Linked DNA regions of Homo sapiens: all the other regions are linked to region 1. The links are chromatin loops, found by intact Hi-C in ENCODE. Cell type or tissue: heart right ventricle. All regions are shown on one strand. Region 1 has its middle 100 kb from the start of LINC02744. Region 2 overlaps LOC105369526 (a long non-coding RNA gene). Region 3 has its middle 50 kb from the start of NECTIN1-DT.

Evidence for each region. Hi-C counts contacts between places; a loop is a spot of excess contacts. Peaks named below come from ENCODE experiments on the same cell type or tissue, not always from the same donor. Only the 100,000 strongest peaks of a DNase experiment are listed, where the experiment ranks them.
Region 2: a loop joins it to region 1, with 2.2 times the contacts of the local background. A loop is called at or near these places in 3 of 110 quality-filtered maps.
Region 3: a loop joins it to region 1, with 16 times the contacts of the local background. A loop is called at or near these places in 8 of 110 quality-filtered maps.

The regions. Positions count from the first base shown.
Region 1 is chr11:119,886,684-119,894,683 of GRCh38, reverse strand. No RefSeq gene overlaps it. Among named protein-coding and RNA genes, the nearest start is that of LINC02744, 100 kb to the left of the region's middle. RefSeq lists enhancers at 1,735-5,663, 7,263-7,762. In heart right ventricle, no CTCF peak of the experiment used is centred here; DNase peaks (open chromatin) are centred at 2,043 and 3,043; H3K27ac peaks cover 2,033 bases; H3K27me3 peaks cover 1,540 bases.
Region 2 is chr11:119,938,941-119,946,940 of GRCh38, reverse strand. LOC105369526 (a long non-coding RNA gene) reads right to left here. Exons shown (of 8, transcript XR_948083.3): 3 at 3,252-7,449; 4 at 1,886-2,133; 5 at 809-1,172; 6 at 408-526. Among named protein-coding and RNA genes, the nearest start is that of LINC02744, 52 kb to the left of the region's middle. RefSeq lists an enhancer at 3,174-4,373. In heart right ventricle, no CTCF peak of the experiment used is centred here; no DNase peak of the experiment used is centred here; H3K27me3 peaks cover 1,005 bases.
Region 3 is chr11:119,775,541-119,783,540 of GRCh38, reverse strand. No RefSeq gene overlaps it. Among named protein-coding and RNA genes, the nearest start is that of NECTIN1-DT, 50 kb to the right of the region's middle. In heart right ventricle, a CTCF peak has its summit at 1,022; DNase peaks (open chromatin) are centred at 3,118 and 3,615; H3K27ac peaks cover 4,148 bases.

The DNA.
Region 1 (8,000 bases):
CTCACCTCAGCTTCTTTCTCCTTTCCGCTCACCTCTGGTTTGTCAAAAACTTGTAGATCAAGCTGAGAGACAAAGCCCTCACATTGATTCACTGAACCTTACGACTGCTTTGAGTAGAAATGTGAGACTAGGTGCAGTGGCTTATGCCTGTAATCCCAGCACTTTGGGAGGCCGAGGTGGGTGAATCACTTGAGGTCAGGAGTTTGAGACCAGCCCGGCCAACATGGTGAAATCCCCATCTCTACTCAAAATATAGAACTTAGCCAGGTGTGGTGGTGGGCACCTGTAATCACAGCTCCATAGGAGGCTGAGGCAGGAGAATCACGTGAACCTAGGAAGTGGAGGTTGTAGTGAGCTGAGATCGTGCCACTGCTGCACTCCTGCCTGGATGACAAAGTGAGACTCTGTCTCAAGAAAAAAAAAAAAAAGTGAATTTTCCAGATGATCCAAACAGGAAAGGCAAATTTTAATTTTGGGTCTAGCCACTGTAGTAGCCATTATTTAACCTATTTTAGCCACTGCATTGTACACATTAAATCCCCCCAACTCCCCATTTTACAGGTGAGGAAAGTGAGGTCCCAGTACATACAAACATTGACTTGACTCAAGAGCCCACACATGTCATTGCTGTGTTCTGTGTGACCTCCAGGATCCTTCACACTAAGACCTAGAGGTCACTCTCATTGCCCCTGGAAGGGACCAGAACCCCTGTCCCTGGGAAATGGAGGACAGACTTCTGTAGTTGGTTGGATCAACACTGTCCACTGAGAAACAGGACACCTAGAAGCAGGAGATCGGGGGAAGAGAAGCCTTGGCAATGCCCTTTTTGACCCGCTGGATGAAAATGGCCTAGTGGGCTGAACCCCGGTTTGGGCAGGAAGGCGAGATTTGTAGGCCCAAGCCGGCTCCCATCTCTGAGGCTCTCCCCAGCCTGCTGGGACATTTGAGGAGGAGGCTAATGTCAAAGATGGAGTGGCCCAATTTCTGTTCAAATCTGATATGGGGAGCCAGGAGGAGGGGGACGAAGGTGTGAGGAGAGGGTGGGCCCACTTCTCCAGCCGCAGCTTCCCTAGATGAAGCAGAGCAGAGAATCCCCAACTCTGGTCTCACACGCTGGGTGACTGAATTTGAGATAAGCATCTCATGGTGTCCCTCTGTTAACATCTTCTACATCGTACTTGTATCCCATCTTCACTTACTAGCTGTGTGATTTGGGGCAATTTCTGTTTGTCAGTTTCTCCATCTGTGAAACAGGTATAATAACAGTATCCAGCACCCAGGGTCGTAGTGAGGCTTAAACAGTTAAATGTGTGTAAAATACCCAGCACAGTGCCTGGCACACAGGCAGTACTCGGTCAGTGTTAGCTAGTAGTAACAGGTCTCTTCTGAGACAGAGTAATTTCTTTTTCCATAAGCGACACTTTGGATAGATCAGAGAACTTTCTTGCCTGTTACACAGGCTAAGACACGTAAGATTATTCTACAAAGAAAACAGAAGCATCTCCTTCCTGGGACCCTTGTAGAAACTATTGTGTTTCAGGCAAAAATGATAATAAACATGTGTTGAGGGCCTACTGTGTGGTGGGCACTTCTGTGTGCGTCATCTCATGGAGCCCTGCTAGCCCTCTGCAGGTGTTTTCCTTTTATAGAAAAGGAAGCCCAGGCTCAGAGGAGGTTAAGTGCCTTGCCCCAGTTACAACTATGGTCCGAGCCTCCTCGCCCCTGCCTGCACCCGGCGACAGAAGATGGACAGACAGTATGACCTTCAGAAAACCTCTGTAACCCGAGGAGTCTCACCTGGGCTTGCTCAAGCCATCAGCAAAATGGAGATCTGAAAATAATCATGCTCCATTCAGAGTGTTTCTCTTCTCTCTCAGTAATACATTCTCCCGACATCCAGCAGAGCAGGGGGGTGGCCGGCCCAGGGCACTGACTGACATCTCTGAGCAGAGCTTTTCAGTGGACGGAGCGCAGACGGCATTGCGTCTGCAGAGGCCCGCGGGCAGGGTGATTGCTGGGCTCCCGCAAGAACAGGCGGTCCTTGGAGGCTTTTGACTCACACTTTGTAAATTGGTTTCATGCATGGGCTAACAGTGGGGGCCTGGCTAGATAATAGGATTTTCCAACACAGCTCTTTCCCCCTCATCTGCAGCCACCCAAATCTCCGTGCAGAGTGCCTGGAGGGGACGTGATGTGCTTGGCAGGGAGCGCCACGTCAGGCTCCACAGTCCTGGTTGGGGTGATGCGTGTCTAAGAGGCCATGGTTCAGAGCAGTGTCGGAGAGCAGCTTATGTGCTCCACAAGTAAGGATGGGGGGTGTCCCAGGCAGGCACCCACAGCCAAACCTTTCCATGGTGGGTGGGTGTGTGGGGGTTCTCAGGAAGTGCCAGGTCCTCAGGAAGCAGCCTGTGGGGCCAGGCTACTGCTCACGGCTGACTGCAGGGTACCACCAGCCTCGACTGTCCACAGCAAGTCCCTCCATGCCCAATCTGACCCAGAGGGAGGCACATCAGAGCCCAGAAGCCCAAGCAGCCCAAGGGCAACCATATCCCAGAAGCAGACATTCGTGAAAGTGTTGCTGGAGAAGCGTTCTCAGGAGAAATGGGGAGAAGGAAGGAAATAAGGATGTGGTCTGGGCCCGAGATCAGCTTCAGTCTCAATCCACCGGGAGCTTAGGAGCACAAATGATACCACAAGGTCAGGCTCACCTTGAGGCAAGGGGCCCGGTCTTTTTTCCCTACTGTCTGTTAGTCGGTCATCAGCTGTTGGCTTAGGGCAAGGGAACTGAGAAGGCATGTAGCTAGCCTCTGATGGCAGGCAGCTCCTACTCAGCTCAGGTGAATTATCCAGAGAAGGGGCAGCTGGGGGCTTTAGTGGCCAACACACACAGGGGCTGGGGGATGGGCTGCACCCATCCAGCAAAGGGGACTTGGGGGGGTACCAACATCCCTGCACCATGCCCATGGGAGTACAGCCAGGGCACAGCTCAGCTGGAATGCTGTCAAGAGCAGCCTGGTGATTCTGACTTGTAGAAAGCTAGAGGGCCGACGTGCCAGACAGCTGTACAATGGGCAGTGTCTGTGACAGCCTCAGCCATCCCCCAACACCCTTACGCTGACACTACAAAGCCAGTGATTCTCAAATCTGCCCTCTTATCTTTTCCCAGCAGGGCCACAGGGCTGCAAGTTTCATCAAGGGCAGCATCTGGGAGCCTCTGCCCAGGGCCCCTGAAGCCAGGGCCAGCCCCATCTGCACGAAGGCACACAGACACCTATCAGAGTTAGTCTGTGACGATCCAAAGCCTCCTACCCAAGAGCCTTTAATACAAGTTTGCTGCTGAAACACAAATATCCGCCTTCGATGCGGAAGAGAGATTAAATTAGGAACAATCTTAATTCTTTCTGGCAGAGGGAAGCGAGCGAGAGCTGTCAGTTCCCCAGTGATAGATTGTTAAGGAAATCCAGGTTTAAAGGCATTTCATAAGTTTGCTTTTGCCTGCTAATAAAGAGAGTCAGCTAACGGAATCCGATCACCAGGCGAGATCGTAATGAGATAATGCAATGTGTTCCACAGAGACCCAGCCAGCTCCTTGAAATTCCTCCGAGAGAGTTTCTGAAGTACCACGTTGTGACAAGGAAGGAAAAGTAAGAGGAAAAGAGAGAAGGGGAAATGGGCATAATTAGCCAAGTAGATTAGGTGATTCAACAAAGGTCATACGGTCTCAGCAGGCTGAGGGGCTGTGATATTTATCACCTACCTCCCACCTGCTTCTTGGTCTCCTGGCCTGCGTGCTTTCTCAGTGAGACGAGCAAGCTCAGACTCATGTTCCTGGAATATGCAGAGATTGGAGGCCTGATCACAAGCAAGGTGCCTGGAGTCCTCACCTGGTAGCTGGGAGTGGGCCTCAGCGGAGTCTCTTCCAATACCCCAAGGGTTTGAGGGAAGGGGCTGTGTTCTGAGGGACCCTCAGCCTAGGCTTGAGGTCACTCAGCCCCACGTCCAGCTGGCTGTCAGCTGCGCACTGAGTGTTCAGGTTGGGTGGCTGCGATAGCTTGGGCTCTGCTTTAAAGGTGTTTGGCCCCTGCCCTGGGGGTTGTTCTGGGGCTGAATTACACCCTGGGTTTATGCCGTGGTCTGGGCTGGGCTAACTCTGTGTGTTCACCTGGACATCAATGGTCAACCTATTTGGCAAACCAGAAAAGCAGACTCATCCACATGCAAAGAAAATGTAATTCCGGGCTTAAGGCAATAAAATAAACTTCCAAACTCCTATTTACTATTTCAGCAAGCTCAGCCCCCACACCCACTCGGCTCTTGTCACCACCCTTGTAGGCATGGACCACCTTTTTTTGTTCTAAAGGACTTTGAGAATCTGAAGGCTATGAAAACCTCTTTCCAGAAAAAGTGCAGATACACATAGACACCAAGTTGTCATGTAATTTTAGGGGCTTACAGATCCTGATCCTGAATCCTAGCTTTCAAAACTCTGGAGAGGAGGGGGTGATCCTCTCTTTGGTGCACCCTGTGCAGACAGATGCAGCCCAGGCAGGAGGCCGTCTGGAGCTGGTCCGGCCCTAGAGACAGGGAGGGCAGTTGCATTTCCTGTACTGCCCAGATTGTGTTTCCAGGCCTCTGGGTATCTGGGGTGAAAGAGAAGCCAGTGGCCAGCAGGGCAAACAGTGGTGACCGTGGAGGCAAGAAGTGAAGGCCAGGGATGGTGACTCGCAGGTGCAGGTGGCAGCCCACATGATTGTCTCTTATCTTGTGGGATCTGTCACCCCCCCTCTGTTCCCTAAATGGCCCAGTAGATGGTCCCTTGGAAGGAAAAGGGCTTTTGTACATGCTTGGAAGGCAGCACAGAGTAGGTGCTGGGAGACCAAGTCCTCTGCTATAGCCAGAGGGAGAAAACCCCAAGGGACAGAATGGTGCTGGCTACATGGGAGAGGTAGAGGTAACTGAGGCTCTGGAGCCTGGAAGGACTCCCAGAGGGAGGATGGGTATGGGGTATTGGAGACTGCTCACTTCCTGCCCGGGGACTGGAGGGACTCTGAGCTGACTGTATCCATAAGTTTAGACACAGCCGTTGGCGTTGCTGCCTAAAAGGGGCTTCTTTCTCTCAGTGATCACTAATGTATCGTGTCCCTGTAATTGTGTATTGTATTTTGGCGTTGGTGCATCCAGAGGAGATTGGAAATCCAGATCGAACCCTCTGTCCCTGGCAGGACATCCATCACACACTGAGGGGACTGGGTAAGGTGAGGGAAAGGGGCAGAAAGTCAGGGGGTGCTCAGATGCAACCAGAAAAAAGTGGGGAGCCAAGCAGGGGAGGATTTTCTCTGGATCTCGGAAACCTTTGTGGCCCAGTGCCCGGCTAGCAATGCTTACACTGCTCATGTGTCTGGACTTGCAGAGAGGATCAGGGTGTGGGGAATGGGGGCCCTGGCATCCCAGGGGCCTAGACTTGTCTCTCAGTCATTCAATGACGAGCATTACTTGGGTACCATCTTATGCCAGATACTGTTCTAGGCACTGGGGATACCACAGGAAACAAAATAGACCACGTTCTTGGAGTAGGTATGCTAGTGGAGAGGCTCAGGCATGGATCCTGGTCTGCACATGTGGGGACCAGATGCCCCACCATCACCAGATAAGCTCCCCAGCCTCCCGCTCTTGCAGGGTGATAGGATAGACCCTTCCTCAAAATGGATCAGGGGAAGAGCTACAGGGCCTCTGGCCCCCATCCTCCCACCTCCATCTCCTTGAGCTAAGAAGACAGACATCAGGGTCCATCTCCTTCCACCACCCACCTCACCAGGGTCTGGGTCTGGCTCTGGCAGGACTCGCTGAATGGGCTGTGGCTTGTCACTTCCCTCTCTGCTCCTTGGCATTCTTAACTCTAAGATGAGGCTAATGACACCAGCTCCAGGTGTCATCACATCACCAGAATTCTATTAGGACCATGGAACCCACAAAAAGTCTGGTCGGAGAAGAGACTTCAGGAATCCTTGAGCCCAATGGCCTCATTTATATAAGAATAAACCAAGGTCCGCAGTGGCTCCTACTGAGATCTTGTCTTAGAACGCTCCTGATGGATGAGAGGCTCTTTGTAAACATGAGGGGTTGTTTTGCTACTTTTGCTATTTTTCATTTGAGGTCCACTGGCTGGCCTCCCACGGCCCAAGCAGAGAAAGGAGGCATGAGCCAAGAGTCCCCTGTGGGTCCCCAAGTCCTTCATTTGTCCTCAAAGACCTTGTTGGCCTCAGGCCCCATGGAGCTCCCCCTGCTGTGACTTCCCAGTCCCTCTAAGAGGACGGAAGCTGTTTATTGCTTTCTTGCATGGTAGGGGAGGCTGGAGTTATAGGCTAATTAAACCACAGACAGATTCCTCAGCAGTTGGCTGGGACCATAAGTGCTGTTACAACAGTAAAAGGCCAGAGATGACAGATGGAGCTTTTCCAGGATTATGTCACCACCGACCCCGAACATGGCCTCCACTGCACCCCTCAGCTTCAGGGCCATGCTCCATAGGGTGATTGCTCTGCACCAGGGAAGTCTATAGACGATTAGGGGAAAAAGCAAAAACAAAAGACAGGAGTGGAACGGGCTTAACCCAAACGCAGTGTCAAGAAGTAGCAACCTGACCACACTGTGGTATCCCTGAAAGAATAGGAACCTGTCCAAGATTCTTCTCAAAGGGAGAGCAGGGATGTTCTTCCCAAAGTCGAACTGAAATCCCTTCTGCTGCCAAGACAGCAAAGGGATGGGGACAAGGAAGATGATTTGCCAAGATACAGACACCAAGAGCTGGGGAAGGGTCCTCCATGATAATCAAAAGCTACCCTGGGGCATGTCCTGATGGATCCCTGACAGTTGCCCCAGTCAGGGTTCCTGCCTGTTGCACTGCCTTCAACCCACCTTTTTCAGGAAGTTGACCTCGATGAGATTAAGCCAAAATCTTGACTTTGTTTTCTAGGCTACCCACAATCGATGAGCTGGAGGGAGGGAGGAAGAGAAAGGCAAGGAAATGATCTCACCATTAGAAATAACCTTCAGGGGAAAGTCTTCATCTGGTTATGGAGTCAGCCAGGTTGGCTCTGGGTCCCCTCTCTGCTGGTGCCCAGTGGCATTGGCTTGGACAGTTCATGTAACCATCCCTGGGCTTCTGGTTCCTCCACTGTAATAAAAACAGCTGAATGTTCCTCTCTTGTGAGTATACTGTGAAGCTCCAGAGAGATCATGCATTTACAACTGCAAAGTGCTCGGTAGAGATGAATTGTGGTTTTTCAGCCACTCATCGGAGAACACAGGCTCCACGAGGAGCTAGAACCTTCTTTACCCTGGAGAAGAAATCCCCTCTTTCCTTGATAATGAATTCCTTGGAGCTCGCAGAATGAGAAAAGCCACGCTAAAGTCTAATCTCACACCCAGCTGTGGCCAGGTTGCTGAAGGGACAGACCCAAACAGCAACTGTGAGACGGAGGAGCTGGAGCTCAGAAGAGGCCCGGCTCCCACCTCCCTCCAGCTGGGAAGATGGTACAAATTTGGCCAGTCCATTCCTCTGTTTCCCAGCTGCCCGTGTTCCTCAAAACCTACAAGGTCACTCGGCCCAGCTGGAGTTCTAGCTGGAGCACTGACATGATGAGATCTGACAGCGCTTTCTCCCGCCGCCAGCCCAGGGCATGGACGGAGGCTGCAGGCTGCTGGTAGAGTGGGGAGGAGTAGCTGTGTCTCGGCCTGGGCATGGCCTGGGGAGGCCAGGAGGACCAGAGGTGCTAAATGACAGAAAAGCTGAGGAGCAGGTTTGTAGGAAGTCCCCCGGCACTCCCCTGCCCACCTCCCACCTGGCACCCTCACCACACACCTCATGCTCTAAGACCAGCCCCAGTGTTCAGGAGCCACCAGCACTGGGGTTGTCTGATTGGGTCACCCCATGGATGGCAGCCCTGCAGGAAATGGGTGAGGACAAAGAGGGGCATCTGTGATCTGCAGATGCTTACGTT
Region 2 (8,000 bases), 52 kb before region 1:
TTGATTTGAGGCTTAAATGAAATAATGCTTATAAAGCCTTTACTATGTGCCTGGCATTGGCAAGTGTTCTTTAAAAGTGAGCTGTTGTTATCATTGTGCTGATCCAAATACCTGGAATTCTAGTCTGGCTCTCACCACTGTCCCACTGCCTTGACCCTTGACCCTTTCCTTACCTCACCTGCCTGGATGACTCTCATTCATCTTTTAGATGTCACTTCCACCTGGAAGTCCTCCTGGACTCCTTCTGTCTATGTTAGGCACCACTTCCCTGGATCCCTGCTCTGAGTGCTGTTGTAGAATGCACCTCTCACACTGAATCTTGATGGCAGTTTGCTGGTCTACTTGCCCTGCAGCCTGTAAGCCCTTGAGAGCGGGGTCTACATCTTCCTGGCGTGGTCATCTCATACCTGGGGTAACACCTGGTACTCAGCAGGTGAGAAGGAAACATTCAGTGCAGGAACCAGTGAAGGCCAGGTGGCCTCCGCACACTTGCTCCTTAGGGCAGGATCTTCTCTGTCCTTGAGGACTTCAAGGCAAGAATAATAAGCATCAAACAATGGTGAATGGTACAAGATGGTGCATGCATGCTTTACAGAATTAACAGGACAGACAATCAGCCTGCCTGCTCAGAGAAGGGAGCTATCACTGTTGGCATATTGAATATTGTTTGAAATAAATGGGCCACCGACCAGGATGTGGAAATTGCTTTTGTCATACAGAAAGTTTCATTGCAATGGTACTTGTGTTAGCAGGATGTGACTTGTAATACTGAATACTTATAGGACCTTTGTGATTCCCAAGCACTTACCATACATTTGTGAAATGCACAGTATAAAAAAATTCCAATTGTTAGGAGATTGGCAGCTCCAATTTCCTGCAGCAGTTCTTCAATTTTTCCTTGATCACAGTCCTCCACTGTGGCCTGGTGTTTCTCCTTCATGGCTCCTCTGAAGTGGGCATGGGTCTCTGGCCAGGAAGAACAGTGCCTCCTGGGACACAGGCATGCCCACCTGCCCTGGAGCCATGACTCTGTCTTTTCTCAGGACTGGAAAGGCTGGTGCACCTCAACATAGACTCTGGGGAAAGGTACCATTTTCTGTCTGGAAGCTCCTCCTCTGCTTGCTAGGGGATAGCACCATGTTTCAAAGCCAGGCCACTTCTATCTCTTTCTCCTGTAGAAGGGAACATGACAGACATGTTTCAGCATTCTTGCTGGGGACTTCAGGACACCCAAAGGAAACCACGTCATACTCCAGATGATCTGTCCCTGTGCACCCAACCCCAAAATGTACCATCTCTGTTTGGTGTGATCTGCCATGTGCTGCAGCCCAGTAGCCAGGGCTTCTTGTGGCTGTAGCCACCTGCCTAGCTCAGTTCCCATCTCTTGCCACAGAGAGCAGCCCCTCCTTCCCCACAGCCTGTATTCCACCCATCATAGGACAGTGCCTAGTGAATAGCAAGCACCATCTAAGCATTAGCTGTCATCATCGTCATCATTATCTTCTTCTTCTTCTTCAAAATCCAGATCTAGGCCAGGTGTGGTGGCTCACGCCTGTAATCCCAGCACTTTCGGAGGCCAAGGCAGGCAGATCATGAGGTCAGGAGTTCGAGACCAGCCTGACCAACATGGTGAAACCCTGTCTCTACTAAAAATACAAAAATTAGCTGGGCGTGGTGGCATATGCCTGTAATCCCAGCTACTCAGGAGGCTGAGGCAGGAGAATTGCTTGAACCCAGGAGGCAGAGGTTGCAGTGAACTGAGGATCGTGCCACTGGACTCCAGCCTGGGCGAGAGAGTGAGACTCCATCTCAAAAAGCAAACAAACAAACAAACCCCCCAAAATCCAGATCTAAGTTTACCTCTTAGGTTTCTGGTTAACTGTACCTAATGATAATGGATTTTTCTCATTGGAATTTTCAGTTTACAAAGCACTTTCACATCCATTCTCTTACTGCAGGCTCGCAGCACATCTGGGAAGTTGATCAGCTGCGGCAGGGCGTGCCACCTCCATTTTTCTGATGGTGAAGAATTTCTGAAAGGTCTAGAGCTTTGGCTCATGGTGTGTGGGTCAGAGTCAGGAACTGTGCTGATCCCAGGCTCAAAGCCTGGACTCCTGTGATGCACACATACTTCTTAGATCATGCAAGAAAGAAATTTTATCTCAGGACCCAGTACACACACTCACCCCACAAAAAGCTGAAACAAAGTTTTATAACATAATACTTTCCTTACTGCATGCAATGTGCACTGCCTTCCTCCTACTCCCCTCCCTTCTCCTCCACTCCTCTCCTGTCCCCTCCCCTCCCTTCCTCTCTCCTCCTCTCCCCTCCCCTCCCCTCTCAGCCCCTCTGCTCCCTTCCTCTTCCCTCCACTCCCCTCCCCTCCTTCTATTCTCTCCCCGTTAACAGGGCATGACTTTTCACTGCATATCTGGGACTCTTCCTACCCCATTCTCCCAACCCCCAGGTCTGCTTCTCACCTGATATTTCTTCTCCTCACCCACTTCCTCAACCTGGATTCACTACTTTGCACTTGCCTGTATGTTGCTTGGCAAGCATCTTAAAGCCCAGCGTGTGTCACTCCCAATATAGGTCATGAACTGGGCGAGGGTGGGGACTGTTTTCATGCTGCTTCTGTAGCCCCTCATGATGCCTGAGACATGTGGGAGTCCCCCGCCTGGACTCCGTGGACAGGTCTGGCGGCCCCAGTACATCCTGGTCTGGTGGCCCTAGCACATCCCAGCCTCTCCTTACTCCTCAGTGTGCTCCGCCCTCAGATCAGCCCTGCCTCTCCCGCTCTCCTCCAGGGCTCTCTGAAGGACATTAGCTGGACTCCTGACAGGTGTGTATCTCTGTGATTAATATAGACCCCTTTCAAACCTGGGAACCTGACACCTGCCAACTGTTTATTGGGCCGAAAGTATTGGAAATGCAGCATCTAGAGATGGCAGGACTCGGGCCTGGCCAGAGAAGGAAAGGAAGGGCATGGTAAGGAGGTGGGGGAATGGGAGGCTGGGGCTGGCAGCTCAGCTTCAGGGGAAGTATCCTGGTGCAACAGATGTGAGCTCTGCAAGGGACATTCACCACAGTGATGCTCACCCTGGTAGAGCAAACACTGGGAAGTCTCAGTGTTGGCCCCCAGGGAAACCATCACACCCACCACTTTCTCCAGTGAATCTGCCCAGAGGCCACAGGGCCAGTGCCTCTCATCTGGGCAGGATTCCTGAGGTTCTTTCAGAATATTGTTTTACCTTCATCATGGCCTGGAGAGGGAGGTATTAGTACCCTCCTTGCCCAGACAGAGAAACTGAGGTTATTCAGTGATATCAAGAAGATTGTAAAGACCAGAGGTCCTTGCCTTTCCCCCGACGACCACATCCGCTTAGAGCACTGGTTCTCGAGCTGGGAAGATGCCAATAACTCTGATGCTTGGGTCCCACCCCAGACGCTCTGCTTTAATGGATTTGGGTGTGGCCTGGGCCTAGCCCTGTCATAGGTAAGCACCACTAATGCACAGCCAAGGTTGAGAGTGACTGATTTAGATGCTATTAGGAGTGTGTGTGTGTGTGTATAAAAGTACCTTCCAGATTGACATGGGCAGAGGGGTAGGAAGGAGATCCCAGGGTGGGAGAAGATGGTGCAGGGGTCATGCCACCGTGGGGGTGGGGTTTGCTAAGAAGCTAGACAACACACTCCCACACTGTCTTTGGGATGTCATTGGCATTTCTGTGACCTCTATCATGTCCCAGTGAGTCATAGGTCACAATCTGTGCAGCAGAATATTGCATCAGATGGTTAGTATCCATGTTAGCATCTTAGCACCCTTCTCCCTGGAAATTCATAAAGACAGTAAGTTCCATGACGTCAGAGAATCTGTCTTTCTTGGTCATTGTTAGCCTTGGGAGTCTGAAGTGTGGTGGCAGCTCTGGAAGTGCCAGTGGAATGTTGAGTGGATGAAGCCCAATAGCTGAAGAACTTGCTTAGCCCTGTGTTACAGACAGGGACACGGATCTGGAGAGGGGAGAGTCATAAAGTAATGTTAGTAATAATCGTTACCATTTACGGAGTAATTCACATGGGTCAGGCACAATATGAGGTGCTAAACCTTTGTTAACTCTAATCTTCCAACAGCCCTGTGCATAGGCATCATGAGCTCCCATTTTGCAGATGAGAAAACTGAGGCTCAGGGAAGTCAAAATTTTGCCAGGTTACATAGCAAGTCAGTGATCAGTCTACACTGTCCCATGCTGCCCTAGAGCTATAGCAAGCTGGAAACCCAGAGGGTTCTGGCTCTCCTCCTTCTTCGCACTCAGGCACGCTGGCTACCAGATGAGTTTACATTCTCTTTTTTCCCCTCTTCACCAGCTTTTGGATGATTAATAAATTTCAAAGCAAATCATGCAGGGATCAGCACAGACTTCTCATTTCTATCAACAGTGTCTTCTCCAAGAAACAGTGGAGAATGGTCTTCAGGGAGGCAGCCACCTGGACTGGAGGAATAAAGGGAAAGTCTATTACCGAGAAGAACGTGCACTTGGCCCCATGGGGATGGGCTGCCTCTGACCTCAGCGTCCTTTTTCATCTCTAATTTCTGTGATTCTGGGATTCAACATAAACCTCATTCCTCATGCAGCGCCCCGAGTGGCAGTGGAGTTGAACTTTCGTTAAAGAATGTCAAGGTGTTCCATCACGCCCGCGGTGATTAGGAAGAAGGGTGAAACGGCTGATCTCTGAGTTGCTGCTCTCCCAGTTGCAGGGGCTGAAGACAGATATGTAGCTGGGTCTTGCTCGCCGTCCCAGCCACTCACAGCCAGAGGCCAGGTCTGGCCCTCTCTTGGCCACACAGAGCATCGGCTGACCTGGCCCAGGTGCCAGGGGAGGAGCTGACCATCAAGCAGAGGGCCCCTGCTCTCAGAAACTCTGTTTTTTGCTCCCTGCTTTCTCTAGGTGCCCGCTTTTTCTTAGGCTCTGACTCATTTCTCATAGGTCAAAGGTTAATGGATCCAGATTCAGAGTGGGATTCAAATGAATTTCGCAGATAGGGGGAAGTTGATGGAGCTGGATTTAGGTTGGATTCAGGGCTGTGTGGCCGGAGTGTGGCATTTCTGTAATCTGGGACCCCAATGGGGCTGACTAGTCAAGCTTCTAAGCTGGGCCAGGAGGCGGTGCTGGGCCTGCTGACCCAGCAGGAGGGCTCCTGACTTGAGTTCAAGGCTGGTCATGACTTTGGTGACCCTGGGGAAATGACTCAGCCCCTCTGATCCTCAGTTTAATTACCCATAAAGTGGACGCCATAATAATAACCACCTCATCTAATTAACATGGGAACCACCTAGCACTAGGTGTGTGACAGCATTTTGCCAAGTGAAAAATACTACACAAATGTTAGTTTGGCTTTGTGCTTTTAAAATGCCTCCCTGATTAAGAAAAAAAAAATTCCTTCTCCTAAAGCCTGAGGCAAACACATTCCCCACGCAGGGTTCCTTCTACTTTTGCCATGACCTTCGTCCACTGTGTGTTCAGGCAGTGTGGGGCACCAGAGAGGCTGTGGCTGAAGTTCTCAGATCGTCACATCCTGTGACCTTGAGTCATGCCCTTTATCCTGGTAGACGAGACAGGAGCCATCTGAGAAGCTCTGAAAGAAAGGAGGATCCACAGCAGGGAGCTATGGGGTCCCAACCCCTGCTTAGCCCATGACCCAGTCCAGCAGAGGTCCTAGCTCAAAGGTTAGCACCCTGCCGGCTGCAGGTCCAGGACAGAAGGCCGTCTCCAGCAAGGTAATTCCTGGACCTTGTGCATCTCTTCGAGTACATCTCACTCATGAAGTTATACCTGGGCCATTGCCTTTTGAGGGGCCCCAACAGGTCTGAATGGATCCTGATGGGCAAGTGGCCAAGGGCATCTGAGTAGAGGGGGGGGGATTCAGCTGACTTGAGAAACTTGCTCTCTTTGCTCTATTCCTAGGTGCCAGCTACATACTGGTACCAGGCTGGGCTCTTGGGTGAAAGGATGCCCTGGACCTTAGGCCCAATCCTGGGCCCTCCTGGCTGGGTTTCCACCCATAAGTGGCCTCCTTCGTGGCAGCTCCTGAGAAACACTGGAAGAGGTGCAAGTGTGGTGTGAAACGCTGAGCTATGAATGACTCCAGAGGCTGCAATTAGCTGGTTCTCAGCTGCTGTATTTTTAGACACAAATATTGTCACCAGACGCTTTGCAGCCACCGAGAAGCCTACTCCTCTCAGGAGGCCCCTCTTCTTTGGCAGGCAGGAACTTCCTCTTCTCAGGTAGAGCTGGGATTCCAGAACTACCTGGGCCTTGGAGCAGGTGCTCCCTCTTTAGCACTGAAAAACTCAAGGGAGGCTGAGGAGGGGCATGGAGCTGGGAACCTGGGTACTGGCTGGCATGTCTGGCCCTCCCACAGCCTCACTTGGTGACTGGAGATTCCTGAAGCCCAGAAACAGCGCAGATGAGCTCCTTTCTCCTTGTGCCTTTATGCCTATCATGTGAGTGAACCGAGAAAGGGCACGCCTAGAGGGGGAATTCTAGGTGGTGTGTTCATCTCTTAGGCACAGAGTGATATTTCATGAGGCAGAGAAGCAGAAGAATCTTTGATGATCCATTGACTCTATTGCCTAACTTTGCAGATGGGAAAATTCAGGCTGAGAGAGCACTGGCTTGTCTAAAGTTTTGCAGCTAGTCATGGAGGAACCAGGAAACAGACTCAGGGCCTTGTGTGAAGGGCCTGTTTTCCTGGCACTCTGGATCATTCCAGCGGGGGAATAGAGTGGCCCTGTAGTCATGCCAGGCTCAGGGCATTCTGGAGCTTCTTCAGGTCTAGAGAGATGTCCAGCTTCATAGAGATTTATGCAAGTGTTCTGGTTTTCGACTGCTGCATAATCTCTCTGCCCCCGACCCCCTCCAAACAAATGAATAAACACCAAGTGGCTTAAAGCAACAATTTACTATTATCTTCCATAGCTCTGTGTGTTGACTAGGCTCAGCTGTGTGGTTTTCATTGGGGTCCTCATACAGTTACAGTCACAGAAGCTGGATGGGACAGGACATCCATGATGGTTTCTTTGCTCATGGGTCTGGTGCCTCAGTTAGGGTGGCAGGAATAACTGGGGACTAGCTGGGCTTCTCCCTCAGTCTATGCAGCTTCTCCACATAGCTAGCTGGGCATCCTAACAACACGGCGGTCTCAGGGCAGTTATGCTCCTTACATGCTGGTTGGCTTCCCCCAGAGTGAGCCCTCCACGAGGTCTAGAAAGACTGTCCAAGGCTGCTTGTAACTCAGCTTCAAAAGTCACACAGCATCACTTCCACCACCATCCAATGGCCAAAAGCAAATTATGGGGCTAGCTCAGATTCATGGAAAGGGCAGCACACAAGGGCATGGTTACTGGATGGCATTTTTGGAGATGGCTACTGCAATTAAAAACACACAACCTAAAATAAATAAAGAGGTGAGTGAGCCATTTGTATCACCATGTCAATAGTTTTCTACATAACTTGACTCTCCAAATTAACGCATTGTCCAGTGCCTTCCTCCTCCTACTCCTAACCCCTCACTGTCCACCCCTAAAGCCATATATCTCCTTCTGCTATTCCCCTTTGCCACCTCATTTGGCTTTTTGGAAAGAGAATGGACTTTGAGGTGAGACAGCCACACATTTGAATCTTGCTGCCATTACTAGCTGTATGAACTTGAACAGTTCAAGCCTCAGTTTATCCATCTTAAAAGTGGAAAGAATTATAATGGTAACCATCTTATCTCTGTACAAAGCCACTGAGGTGATGACAGATGCTTACACATGGGTACCCTTCTGGCACAGAGAAGTCCATCTGAGTGCACCCAGCCTTTATTGGTGCCTCTTGGAGAATCCAGCACTTGGAGGCAGCAAATTCACAGAGAGGCCACTCCCAGATATGCCCCCAGATCTTTCCTGATTCACACCACACTGAGCCTGTGTCTCCACCTGCTATTCTCTGCTCCTGCC
Region 3 (8,000 bases), 110 kb after region 1:
TTGAGGTGTACCCTTGCCAATACTCTTGGGTCTGAAAAGGAAACTGCCTTCTGTGGTTTAAATGCTTGTCCCCTCCAAAACTCATGTTGGGATTTAATTTCCATGTAACAGTGTTAACAGCTGGGGCCTTTAAGAGGTCATTAGGCTGTGAGGGCCCCACCCTCACGGGAGGGCTTACTAAAAGGGCTTTCAGGCATAGGCTCCTTCTCTTGCCCTTCTGCCATGGGATGATGCAGAAAGAAGGCCCTCACCAGATGCCGGCCCCTCAATCCTGGACTTCCCAGCCTCCAGAGCTGTGAGAAGTACATTTCTGTTCGTTATAAACTGCCCAGTCTCAGGTATTCTCTTATAGCAGCACAAAAGAGAGTAAGATGCTGTCTTTCACTGGATCCTAGTGGGCCTGGGTGACACTAGAGCTGCAGAGGGGAGGCCTGCCTGCCTAGCCTCTCCTTCCAACAAATCCATCCCAAGGAGGCAGCCCCAGGGCCACCTGCCCCTGCCTGCTGGCTTCAGACAATTGGACCAATGGATACCTGCTCCAGCAGGAGACAGCCTCTTGGTGACCAACAGCCAATCAGATACTCTGTCTTAAGATCTTAGAACTAAGGGGCTCAGGGCTGGGGAGTCAGTCTGTGGCTAGGCCCGAAGCTGAGATCAGGCAGCCAGGGTAGACCGGGGGAGGCCCATGCAGCTATTTTAGGACCGTGTGTTGATGAGTAAGCAAAGAAAGCAGATCTGCAGAGCACGGCAGGAAAATGGAGCAGAGGGAGCAGCAGGGACGAGACCCAATGTGGCCTCGGAGAGGGAAAATAGCGAGGGAAGGCAGCTCACTGGGTTTGGGAGCCTCTCAGCTCCCCTGAGACCTGGATGTTTTTCTGGCTGTGGGTCCCACAAGGCACTCCCGCATCCTTCTGATAAATCCCCCAGGCCTTCAGCAAGCTTAAGAGGGCTTCTGCTGCTCTCTCCAGGCTGCCAGACCCTCCCCGCCTAAGACCTGAAGGAGGCAGAAGAGATGGCAGGAACCACGGCCTCTTCTCAACACCACCAGGGAGGACCTTCTGCTAAAAGTGCTACATTCATACACATACTCTTTACACCCAGCGAATCCAAAGAAATAAAATGTGGCACTTAACTGTCGTGCTGATGTTTTCTTCTGGTATCTCTGTTCCGTCTTACTCTCCCTGTGGCGGAAGCCCAGCAGCAGCAAGAAATAAAAGTTCTGACACCACGGCAGATAATTACCCTCCCCGTCCCTCGGGGCAGAGGTGAGCAGGAAAGACAACACGTTCACAGAAAGGGCAGCCCTCTATGGGCTGGTGTTTGCAGTGTCCGGGCAGCGATGCTAACAGCCAGTGGAAGGGGATGGGAGGCATCCGCGGCTCTTACTGCCTGCGTTTGCATCATCTGGTCTTAAAGTGGGGTGAATTCCTACAGGAGGAACCACACCCGCCATCAAATGCAAGTTCAGTGGAACAGACTTTTGGATCATTCATTGATTCCTTCCAGAAACATGCACGCAGCCCTGGAAACATGCATGGAGACACTGAACTGGTTACACACTTGAAACCAATGCAGTCCCTGTCCTCAGGAGCTCACAGTCCAGCAGGGGAGATGGGAAGTGGAGAGCCCTTACCAAAGGATACACAGAAAGGGGCTTTAGTAGCTCACGGGACAGACAAACCCTTAAGGAATGGGCAGGATTTCAGTGGGAGAGAAGGAGATTCTAGATAAGGGAATGAAGGAGGCAGGAGGCCATGGTGGAGGGTGGGGCTGGGAGATCCACTTCACAAGCACCTGGGAGGCCTTCGCTGTAGCTCTAGTTCTTTGACTCAGAAAATCCCCTTTCTAGCCCCCTCACGCCTGTAATCCCAGCACTTTGGGAGGCCAAGGGGGGGCAGATCACCTGATGTCAGGAGTTCGAGACTAGCCTGGCCAACATGGCAAAACCCCATCTCTACTAAAAATAAAAAAATTAGCTGGGTGTGGTGGCGCACGCCTGTAATCCCAGCTAATTGGGAGGCTGAGGTAGGAGAATCGCTTGAACCCAGGAGGCAGAGGTTGCAATGAGCCGAGATTGTGCCACTGCAATCTAGCCTGGGTGACAGAGTGAGACTCCAAAAAAAAAGAAAGAAAGAAAGGAAAATCCCCTTTCCCCTCTGGGCCTCACTTTCTCATATGTCAACAAGAGGGAGCTGCCTTGGCAGCTCTGGCATTCTAGGGTCCGTGCTCGCAGGTGGGGAGGGGAGGGCTGGGGAGTGGAGTGCTTACATAGTAGAATATTGTCCAGCGGCTTCCCAAACACCATGCCTGGGTCAGACGAGCAACTATCCCCAGACCAGGCAGCCCCATCTGGTAAGATTCACTCATCTCCCTTTCTGTGAACATGTTAATCCAACAAGGGGTGGATCCTGGGTCCCATTCCCTTGAAGCACCCCCATGCCCAGTGATGGCAAACCTGAGATACCTTGGCAAGGGCCTGGACACCCGCGGGGAGAACAGCTTGTTTCCAACCGGCCCAGGGAGGTCACTCAATGAGTTTTAAGGAACTCCAGCTGGGGTGACAGAGTGAGACCCTGTCAGAAAGAAAGAGAGAGAGAGACCCTGTAAGAAAGAAAGAAAAGAAAGAAAGAAAGAAAGAAAGAAAAGAAAGAAAGAAAAGAAAGAAGAAAAAGAGAAAAAGAAAAAGGAAAGAAAGAAAGGAAAGAAAGATGAAAGAAAAAGAAAGAGAAAAGAAAAAGAGAGAAAAAGAAAGGAAAGAAAAAGGAAAGAAAGATGAAAGAAAGAAAACAAAGAAAGAAAAAGAAAGGGAGGGAGGGAAGGAAGGAAGGAAAAAGGAAAGAGAGAGAAAAGAAATCAGACTAGAGCAATCTGTCAAGTTCAGATCATAGAGGGTCTTATATGCTGGGCCAAGGGGTTAGGTTTTGGACTGGAGCAGTGGCTGATGGGAGCTGGGCTTTAGAAAATCATCCTGACAGCAGCAGGTGACATGCACAGGTATGGGCAATTGGAGGGGCTCCTAGCAGCTAGGGGAAAGCTCAGCCAGAGGTCAGAGCCAGGCGGAGGCAGCAGGACTGGAAAGGAGGCAGTAGGTGGGAGGGATTATGCGGGAGGTGGAACCCTCAGATTTTGGCCACTGACCAGAAATGAGAAGTGAGGAGGAGGAAAAAGCTTGGAGGCCTGGAAAAGTTTCCAGCTTTCCCTCCCCAGCACAGACTCAGGAAACCACACACATGGAGTCTCAAAACACCATGAGACTGTGTCTACCCAACACAAAACACCTGGGAATCCCAACATTCAGAAAGGCCCCAGATGCCATGTCTCCAAATATCGGGATAGCCATTCTGCTTTTTATCTAGATGCTTGCAAAGGTCATGGGAGTAATGGAGCTTCCTTGCCCCCCAGCCCCTGCCTCCAGGGTCCCCCCATGCCACTCTGCAGGGAGGCAGCAAAGAGCTGATGTGCAGGCAAAGGGGAGACCAAGCCCCTGCTCTCATCAGAGGCTTCGCCGGTATTTTTAGTGCCGCAATCAAGAGCAGGGCCCGCCTCTGGATCGGCTCAGGCAGTCGGGGCCGGGCAGGACTGTTAAAAATGGAACGGCACATACTGCAATCAGTGGTGGCAGGCGAGGGGCACCCGGCAGGGCAGCAGCTGTGGCATCTGAAGCTCTTGGCCCTGGAGTCTGGAGGGGACTTGGGGGAGCAGCCTCTGCATAGCATGCTGGGCTTCCATAGCCCTGATGCCCTGGCACTGCTTCTACCCCTGCCCTTTACACTGCCAGAGTTCCCACCCCTTGCAATGCACACCCACCCTTTCCCCGCAGACCTCTCTGAGATAGTCAACTCCAGAGCTCGGGTGCCTCGGGTGAGAGGGGGAGGGAGCACAGGCCAGTGATGTCAGGATGGAGTGCGGCGGGGGCTGGATAGAGTGAGACCCCACTTCCCTGTTCTGGTGGGAAGCAGAGCTGCCCTGAGTGCCCCTGCCAGAACTATGTCCCTCCCGGGGCAGGAAGGCACAGTCAGCGTCCCAGGACACCAGCAAGCTTATCACGCTAAGACCCAGGAGGCCCGGGTTTTGAGCCATTTCTGCCACTCTGTGACAGCTCTGGGGCCTCAGGCAAGTCACTTTCCCTCTCTGGCCTCCATCATGTTATCTGTAAAATGACAAGGCTGAAGTGCAGCACAGACATGACCGATTCTCTGCGCCAACAGCAAGCTGAGTGCAGGGTGACAGATACTTCTGAGGCCTGCTCACAGCCCACCCCACCAGCCCACAACAGAGAACGTCCAGTGATGGGCAGAGCTTGGGCCTGCAAGGGGGTCTGCCCTCACTGCCCCCTTCCAGAGCAGGAGCCCCTGGACAATCTCCAGAGGAGGGACGGGATGGGATGGTTCTGTCTTCATCACCCAGCCCTTCCAGGAGCTGAGAGGGCTCTGTGGGGTGAAAAGAGGACAAGAAAATGGGTAGGGATCACTCCAGGACACTGAGTGACCACAGAGGAAGGGACTGGAAATGCCGAGCCTCATTTTACAAGCGCTGGAGCTACAGTAGAGCAGACAGGGCACAAGGTGACCCAGCCAGATCTGGGCCTGCTCGGAGGCACGCACAGGACTTCTGAAGGCAGGAGCCACATCAGCTTTTTTGATCCTACCCTTGGAACCTGGATCCTTCAAGTGCCCTTCCCACAGAGGCCTCAGGGTCCCAATTCACCCCAGTGGAGCCCTCAGCCTCCCAGGCAGGCTGCCTGCAGGAAGGAGGAGGCTGGTGGTGTTTATTGAATTTGTGTACCAGCATAAATCTGTGTCGACCTGCCTCAGAACGGTGCTCAGACGACAGATGTGCTATCTTGGGAAGCATGTGTCCCTGTCTGTCCCAGAACCTTTCTACTCCCCCGGCAAGACAGATTCAGGTGTGAATCTGCCCGGGCACCACCTGAGCACCTCATGTGAGGAGGCGCCTTGAGAGGTCATTCCTTTCATCCCCTGGCGTCACTCCCCTGGCCACAACCGTGCCAAGTCAGGGTCTTCTTAAGGACATGCCCTGCACAAATGTGCTCTGTATCTGGTGGGCCCTGCAGATGTTCAGCAGCTGGAAGTCTCCCTGCTGAGCATGACAAGCCCGCTATTGCCTTCCCCGCTGAGGTCAAGTTGAGCCTGTGATCCTGAAGCCAGTGGCAGAAGAAAACTCCAGTTCACCCTGCTTGTCTTCTGGCTACCCTACAGGCACCAGATCCTTCCACTTGGAAGGTAGGGAAGTCACTATATCGGTACCCACACCCAGGGTGTCCAGACTAGAGAATCCCAAGGCTGGCATGTGGAAGAGCCACATATGTCACCGTGGCGTGGGTGGGTGGTGCATCTCGTGTTTCCTCAGCACCTCTGAAGGCGGGATGAGAATCCGCTGTCTGACAGCCTCGGGCCCCACAGCCTGCTGAAGGCTGAGCTGCACACCTAGCACTGCAGATGGCTGGGCTAAGTGAGGGCTGGAGGAGCAGACAGGGGTACAACGGGCACGCTCAATGCTGCTCGGCCTGGGAGATCCAGCAATGTCCACCTCCTGGAAGCAGCAAGAGAAGAGCTGAGCTTTTTACCCCCACCATGCCTGGCCTGCCCTGTTGGGCAGTGATGAGCTTGGTCATGGTCCTCTGAATTTGGGGAGGCTCTCTGCCAAGGGCTCAAAGCCCCCCAAAAGCTGCTGGAGGATCAAGAGAGGAGCTGGTTGGGACTGAAGAGGGTAGACTTGTATCAGCCCAGAGTCGAGGCCCAGCAGCTGGGAACAGGGAAGGTGGCAAGCATGCAGGCCATGTCATCACCTGCCAGAAAGACCTCAAGGGAACAAGAACATTCCGAGGGCTGTCCCTCACTGGAACAAGATCTGTGAGTGATGTAAAGCTTTCTGGTAAAGGCAAAGGAAGTTTCCAGACCACCAGGACCAAAGAGAAGACCTGAAAAACCGGGTCTGTTCTCTCAGCACCACCCCAGCCCAGAGGCCTCTCTCTGTCTAAGACCATGGTGAGCACAGCAGGATAGCACAGTGGCCCACTGTCTGTAGACTCTCAGATGCTCCTGGGCATGAAGACCCCATCCGTATGGCCAACAGGAGGACCTGGACCCCAAAAAGACCTTGACAGGCTGGGGTAGCAGTTCACATGTCCCATAGTAGCAGAGAGTGGGAAAGGGACAATTCTATTCTTACAAAGTTAGGCTGCACCATGAAAAAGAATGAGATCATGTCTTTTGCGGGGACACGGATGGAGCTGGAGGCCATTATCCTTAGTAAACTAACACAGGAACAGAAAACCAAATACTGCATGTTCTTACTTATAAGTGAGAGCTAACTGATGAAAACTCATGGACACATAGAGGGGAACAAAATACACTAGGGTCTCCTTAAGGGTGGAGGATGTGAGGAGGGAGAGGAGCAGAAAAAAAGAACTATTGGGTACCAGGCTTAGTACCTGGGTGATGAAATAATCCATACAACAAACCCCCGTGTTGTTTACCTATACAACAAACCTTCACATTTGTTATAACCCCTGAACCTAAAACAAAGGTTAAAAAATAAAAATAAAGCAGGGAAAAAATGTTTGGCTGTACAGGTACAAGAAGGGGTGGAGCCCGTTTCTCTGCAACACGTGGAAAATAGACTCAAGTTTTGGTTGAAAGCCAGCTTGAGACACGGTAAGAACATGATGAGGTCACTATCATCTAAACATGAGAATCTTGGGTGGGGCTGCACTGATAAAATATTGGCCAGACTGAGTGAGGTCAAGGTCTTTTGCCTCTGAAGTTCCATGCTCAGTCCCGGCTCTCCCACCATAAAGGAGGCACTGACACCCCCAGCACCTCCGCAGGAGAACAATGAAAGCATGTGGGGGAAGGGGCTAAAGTCATGTCCTGTATTTAATTTTACAAACATGTGACGCTGTATCCTGAGCACTCTTTCAAGTCCCCAGCACAACTATTAACTCACTCTGCCCTTGTGAGGCAGGCACCATTATCAGCCCACTTTGGGGGATGAGAGGCTGAAGCACAGCAAGCTGAAATAACTTGCTCAAGGTCATCCTGCTAGGAAGTTGTGCAGTCAAGATTCCAATCTGGGAGATCTGGCTCCAGAAACATGCTCCTAAACCCACGCTCTGCTGCCACCCTCATAAGAAGAGCTTAGCAGACAACAGGGAGTCTTCACCCTACAGCGGGAAGAGGCAGAGTGGCAAGAGCTGGGGCAGCCCATTGCAGATGTAATGTGCAGATTCTGTTCTGAGTGACCCAAGGCAGCAGCCTAGGGCACTGGGAAGTGTTTGGGGAGGCCAGATTCAACTCTGTATGAGGAAGGAGAGGTCTGACTCATTTTCACCTCTACTCTGTGCTATTTCCAGGGTTCCCATGCCTTCCCACTGTCCAGGTTTCTTCTTTGTGTCCTAGGGCAATTGTGCCGGCCCCAGATTTTTCTAGGGATCTCTTATGCATTTGTTTTATCTCCCCAACTGAACTGCATATACTCTGAGGCCAGAGACTGCACTTCAATTCTCTCCAAAGTCTCTCCCATTGTCTAGCTCCATGCTAGGTACTTGAAGGAATCATGGAATCTAAAGGTGGGAAGTGACTTCCTCAAGTTCTCCTGCTCAACTTCTCAACCATGCAGGATTCCCCTTTGTGTCAGGGCAGCTACAAGAGTGTATTAACTTTGGTCACCTCCAGTAATGGAGAGCTCAGTACCACTCAGGGCACCCATCGGTGGGTGTACAATTCCAATTAGAATGAGAGCGTCTCGATATTCTAGGACAGCTTGTCGAGGGGGATGGTATGGGAGGAGAGAAGGGTGACGCAAGTAGAAGGTGGGGCCATATAGGCTAAAATCTTTTATGCAAAAGAAAATATAGCACTTCCTATTTGTGGGAATCCTGAGATAGCAGGTTAGAGCCTTCTGGTGCTACAGAGAGGAAGCAGAAATGATCGCCTCACCCCCTTCTCAGGAGCAGGTGACAGAAGCAATGAGGACCA